Regions from separate parts of the Homo sapiens genome. Here region 2 is linked to region 1. The links are chromatin loops, found by intact Hi-C in ENCODE. Cell type or tissue: PC-3. All regions are shown on one strand. Each heading gives the region's core, and the rest is flanking DNA. Links, peaks and the distances in the headings are about the cores only. Region 1 has its middle 75 kb from the start of GALNT5. Region 2 has its middle 270 kb from the start of LINC01958.

The links. Hi-C counts contacts between places; a loop is a spot of excess contacts. Peaks named below come from ENCODE experiments on the same cell type or tissue, not always from the same donor. Only the 100,000 strongest peaks of a DNase experiment are listed, where the experiment ranks them.
Region 2: it touches region 1 in a loop (14-fold over the local background); 1 of 110 quality-filtered maps calls a loop at or near these places.

What each region holds. Positions count from the first base shown.
Region 1 is chr2:157,181,552-157,184,478 of GRCh38, reverse strand. No RefSeq gene overlaps it. Among named protein-coding and RNA genes, the nearest start is that of GALNT5, 75 kb to the left of the region's middle. In PC-3, for the core only: no CTCF peak of the experiment used is centred there; a DNase peak (open chromatin) is centred at 1,328; H3K27ac peaks cover 1,399 bases.
Region 2 is chr2:156,934,058-156,936,984 of GRCh38, reverse strand. No RefSeq gene overlaps it. Among named protein-coding and RNA genes, the nearest start is that of LINC01958, 270 kb to the right of the region's middle. In PC-3, for the core only: no CTCF peak of the experiment used is centred there; a DNase peak (open chromatin) is centred at 1,174; H3K4me3 peaks cover 476 bases; H3K27ac peaks cover 1,305 bases.

The sequences.
Region 1 (2,927 bases), core at 98-2,597:
AACATACAAGACCAAATTGGAAGAGTCAGCTTGGAAGGTTTGATAGAAACCAGAATATATTTGGTGTCTTAAATGCCAAGATGGTAATCTAACTTTTTGTTTGTTTGTTTGGAAATGGAGAGCTGGAGAGGATTCCCAGCAGAGCAGCAGCATGATGAAATTGTGCTTTAAAGTAGCATGATTCTTGGTCCTTAAGGTACAAACAAGGAACAAGACTAAAGAATTGTTGGAGGTCGGGTGCAGTGGCTAATGCCTGTAATCCCAGCACTTTGGGAGGCAGAGGCGGGTGGATCACTGGAGGTCAGGCTGCTGTCGCCACCCAGCTCTAGTCTATTCTAGGTGGAAAACGAGAAACAAGGGTGGAAACAACACGTATTTCCTGTGTGTGTGTGTATGTACATGTGTGTGGAGGTGGATCACTAGAGACCAGCCTGGCCAACATGGTGAAACCCCGTCTCCACTAAAAATACAAAAAAAAAAAAAAAAAAAAAAAAAAATTAGCCGGTCATGGTGATGCACGCCTGTAATCCCAGCTACTCGGGAGGCTGAGGCAAGAGAATTGCTTGAATCCAGGAGGTGGAGTGAGTGAGCTGAAATCGTGCCACTGCACTCCAGCCTGGGAGACAGAGCAAGTCTCAAAAAAAAAAAAAAAAAAAAGAATTGTTGGAGAATGTGTATAAGTATCACCTAGAATAATTAAAGCAGTGGCTAAGAACAACAGCTCAAGAGTCAGACTATACAGGTATGAATTCTGGTAGCTCTACTTAGTAGTTGTGACCTTAGATAAATCAGTTAACTTCTCAGTGCCTCCTTTTCCTCAGCTATACATTATAGATATTGACAGGGATTCCCTCATGTCTTTGTAAATGAGCCGAGATGCATAGGATTTTTAGAACAGTGCACAGTAAAATTTTAATAAATATTAGCTATTTTTATTATTAAAGAACAGTGCTAACTAGCTATCATGCAGAGATTATCGATCAGATTTCTATACCACCTCTAAAATGGAAGTAATGCCGACTCCTACATTGCAGACATGCTCTCACGATAAAATGAGAAAATTGCTCTAAAAGTCCCTGGCACAGAGCAGGCAGGGGTAATAATTAATTAGTTGATCCATGGCCTCAACCCCAGGCCACAATTTAAATTTAATCTCTTAGTTCAGATGGGTTTGTTTGGTAAGATGGAAGGAGGAATCCCTGTAGTCTCTGGACTCAGAAGACAGACTCAGACTGACACCTTATTTGGGTTTCCTGTAGAATGACGAAGACACAAAGACATGAGGAAAAGTCTTTGTTTGGGGAAACTTGATACTTTTCTGTTATTGCCAAAACAAACTCATTTGGACAAATAAAAATTGATTTGGAAATTTTAAAATAAAAATTGCAAACCAAACAGGATGTAGCCTGGTTAGGGAGGAAATGATTCACTGGATTAACGTAATCAAACAGCTCTATTTGTACAAGACTTAAACAATCACTAAGTTCTATCTTCAACACTTAATGCTGCTGTGGCCACCCAGCTCTAGTCTATTCTAGGTGGAAAATGAGAAACAAGGGTGGAAACAACACGTATTTCCTGTGTGTGTGTGTGTATGTGCATGTGTGTGCATTTGCATGCATGCACACACATATACTTAATGCCTTTGCTGGCTATCAACTTTTCTTACAACTGTGTGCTTCCAAATGATTTTTAAATTTCAATGTGTTTTTGGCAGAGGATAGATTTCCTTTCCATGAATATAAGGTAGTGAGAGCAAAGGCACTAAGTAGAAACAGTCTGAAAGTCAAAGGAATACTGTTAAAGATCCCTCTCCTTTTCCTTTTCCTGTAAAAGATAGGGTAGGAAGTGGCATGTGGCTAGAGGATTTACAGCCACATGATGGAGGACGGGAGAGCTGTCACCTGCTTTGCTACGCAGGGTGCCCAGCTTAACCCATCTTTCTTTGGCAACTGTGCCCCAGTGAGAAAAGCTAGCAGTCCATATGTTGAGTAGGCACCATGCCATTTTGACAGGCGTGAGTGTCGGCAAGAAAGGGACCATGTATGAGCATCAAATGTGTTTGTTGTGGGAAGGATTCTAGGCCAGGAATATTAAAATAACTGTCTGTCCTTAGCTCTAGCACATATGGTTAAGGAGATATGCTATGATGACTCACATTAACGTTGGAAAAAATATATATAGAATACGCAACCATGCTAAGTAAGTTTCTGATGTTGATAAATTGGGCCTGTAATCTTCACAAAGAAAGGTTGTAGAGAAACATACATAGCAATAATAGACTCTCTTTTATGTATTAAATAGAATTTACTAAAGACTAAATTCATACACTATTATAGTTCTCCTGAACTGGTGAACAAATTGGAGGATCCTATTAGATTTTTGCTGAGAGGTCCTCAGGTATTTCCTAACACTATTTGAAAAGTAAATGGGATAAAATGGGTTCATTTAATATTTCAATTCCAAAGAAATTAAATTAATGTTAGCAATGTTAGTTCAACTATTTTTCTGCTACAGGGACCATTTGTTTTAAAATCATTAAAGGATTTTAAATGACACTGTCCTGACATTTGGTGTGATTAAATTAAGGGAATTAGTATAAAGACATTTTGTCTCTCCTTAGCTTTCTAAATGAATAGTACATCTTCCTAAGTAGTAAAAAGGAATTACTGACCTATTTCTGTATTTATATTGACTTGCATATGTGTTTGTTGACTTTCTAAACATTTAGGCATATCACTGCTTCAATTCACAATTGTCCCTTCATAGATTCCAACAAGCTTGCTTAATTCCTTGGAAAGGCAGCATTGTATGGTGCTAAGGATATAGGATTTAGAGCTTAAGACATGTATGTGAGATTTGATAGTAGTCCATAAGGTGTTTAAACTTAAACCTATATGCATACATACACATTTCTCTCTCCAAAC
Region 2 (2,927 bases), core at 126-2,625, 250 kb after region 1:
TTTCACTCTTGTTGCCCAGGCTAGAATATAATGGTGTGATCTCAGCTCACCACAACATCTGCCTCCCGGGTTCAAGGGATTCTCCTGCCTCAGCCTCCCAAGTAGCTGGGATTACAGGCGCCTACCACCATGCCCAGCAAATTTTTTATTTTTAGTAGAGACAGGGTTTCACCATGTTGGCCAGGCTGGTCTCGAACTCCTGACCTCAAGTGATCCGCCCACCTCGGCCTCCCAAAGTGCTGGGATTACAGGCATGAGCCACCATGCCTGGCCTATCCCAATCTTTAGATTTTCACATATTTGTCTTAATCTTCCACAAGCTCCAGCTCATGTGTGACATGGTCAAGTAAACCCTCCTATGGGCCCCAATTCACACTCACTCTGTGCAGACTGGTCTTTTTCACTGAACAATGGCCTATCACTACTTGCCAATCTCGTTTCACCTCTCCCCACAGAATCTTTTCAGGCAAGCTTCACAGCACATGCTCTCATCCTTAAACCTTGAAGCCTTGAGAATTATACTGCATATACAACTTACTGTACACACTGGTCCATGCATGTAGAGTATTTTACCAAATTAGTCTCACTATGTATATTACATATTTTTAAGAGTTTCATTTTACATTTTATTCTGTAATATCATGTTATACTTTTCTCTTTCCTTTGTGAATTTCTTCTGTGCATAGTATTTTCTTTATTATTAAACTATTAAATGACTGAGAAAATATCTAACCCTAGCTCTTTTCTTCAGGCAAAATTGAACAAATCCAGCCTAAGTACTTTAAAAATTTACATTTAAAAGATCTAAAAATAATTCCAATATTATCATTATTAAACTACTTCAATATTTAACAACTTTCATTTCCTATAGTTTATTTACTAACATTTATATCTATATGTGCAAATATATGTATGTGTATATATCTGAAACCAGTTCATTTAAATAGCCAAATGTGTGTTTCATTATACCTTATATTCATGAAATATTTTTTATTACCTTCCTTTACAATAAAATAGTTGCCAGACTCCATGAATGATGTACAGTATCTGAATCGGTAGCACTTAGCAATTAGGTACTTAGCAATGCTAATGTCAGATGCCAGACAAACTGGATGTCAAACAAAGACTCGCTTGACTTCACATTTGGTATGCTCTGCAAAGCTGGCTATGGTTTCATATTTCAGAACACAATAGGAAAGTAATGTTTAAAACCTGGCAGAGTGACTTTGGGTATGATACATAGAAAAGAGGAATTCACGCACCTGGCATTTGAGTCAGAAGTTTGGAAGACAGAATATTTCTTAGCAACTAACCTTGTAAAATCGGTACTCACTTAGCTTTTACGTTTTCTCTCTTGTTGAAATGTGCAAATGTGTATATTAAAAGCCTGGCATCATAAAAAAAAGTTCGTAATAAAAAAGTTTGATTTTCACCAATTTAGTTGTTTGTGAATCACATTCAGCAATTTACCATATACTTTGATTAAGGCTTAAGTATCTCTGATACTGTATTTCTCATTTCAAGCATTTCACCTGTCTTTTTTTATAGTTTCCAGCTCCTTCAAAATTTGTTTATCTTTCCATGCATGTGCCCCCTTTTCTACTAAATTTCTTAACATATTAACATAGACAGTTTCCAACAACTGGACCATCTGTGGGTCTGGTTTTACTTTCTTAACATAAGGTATTTTTCTTGTGCTCTCTCTCTCTCTCTCTCTGTCTCTCTCTCCGTGTGTGTGTGTCTGATAATTTTTAATTCAATGTCAGATATTGTATATTTTTAAAAGTTGAGACCAAGGTAAATAATATTTATGAATGGAAACAAGCATGGCTCTTCCGTCAAGCCATGCATTTACACTTAGTGTATCTCTAGATACCACCTAGGAGAAAAGTTGGAGTTGAAGAAAATTGGTGAACTGAGCAGGTATTGTAAATTTGATGTGCTCAACCATACTGCGCATGTTTGTTCTAAGGAGCTGGTTTCTCACACCCTCTGAAAACCCCACCTCTGGTTATTGAGCACTACAACTGTTTAAACAATTTCTTAAACTGTTTAAAACAGTTTCTGGAATGTGCATATTTTAGAGAATGAATTACTTTATGAATCCAACACCATCTACTTTTTGTCTTTAGAAATTTGCTGTAATTTTTAGTTCACCAAAGACAACTTTCTTGTTATTCCTCCATGGATGTTTATTTATTTCTTTAGTGTTTCTAGTAATTTGTCAGAAGAAGGGAGTCTTGTATATTGAGAGGTTTTTTTTCATCAACTAATTCTCCAATAATCTGACACTAACTGGGTATCCTAGAATTCAATTCAATTTTGACACTAACTACCAGGAGTTAATGTCAGAATCCAATTTCAAGTGCTCAGCCCCACAAAACTGCCTTCACTTCAGACACCAGTTACAAGTATGGGTCCCCAGGTTACCCATGTTACTGGAATGGGGTCCCGATCCAGACCCCAAGAGAGGGTTCTTGGATCTCATGCAAGAAAGAATTTGAGATGAGTCCATAGAGTAAAGTGAAAGCAAGTTTATTAAGAAAGTAAAGGAAGAATGGCTCCTCCATAGGTATAGCCCCACCAAGGGCTGCTGGTTACCCATTTTTATGGTTATTTCTGAATTATTTTTTAAACAAGAGGTGGATTATTCATGTCTCCCCGTTTTAGACCATATAGGGTAACTTCCTGACATTGCCATGGCATTTGTAAGCTGTCATGGCGCTGGTGGGAGCATAGCAGTGAGGACGACCAGAGGTCACTTTTATCACCATCTTGGTTTTGGTGTGTTTGGGTTCGTTTCTTTACTGCAGCCAGTTTTATCAGCAAGGTCCTTATGACCTGTATCTTGTGCCAACCTCCTATCTCATCTTGTGACTAAGAATGCCTTAGCTTACTGGGAATGCTGCTCAGCAGGTCTTAGCCTT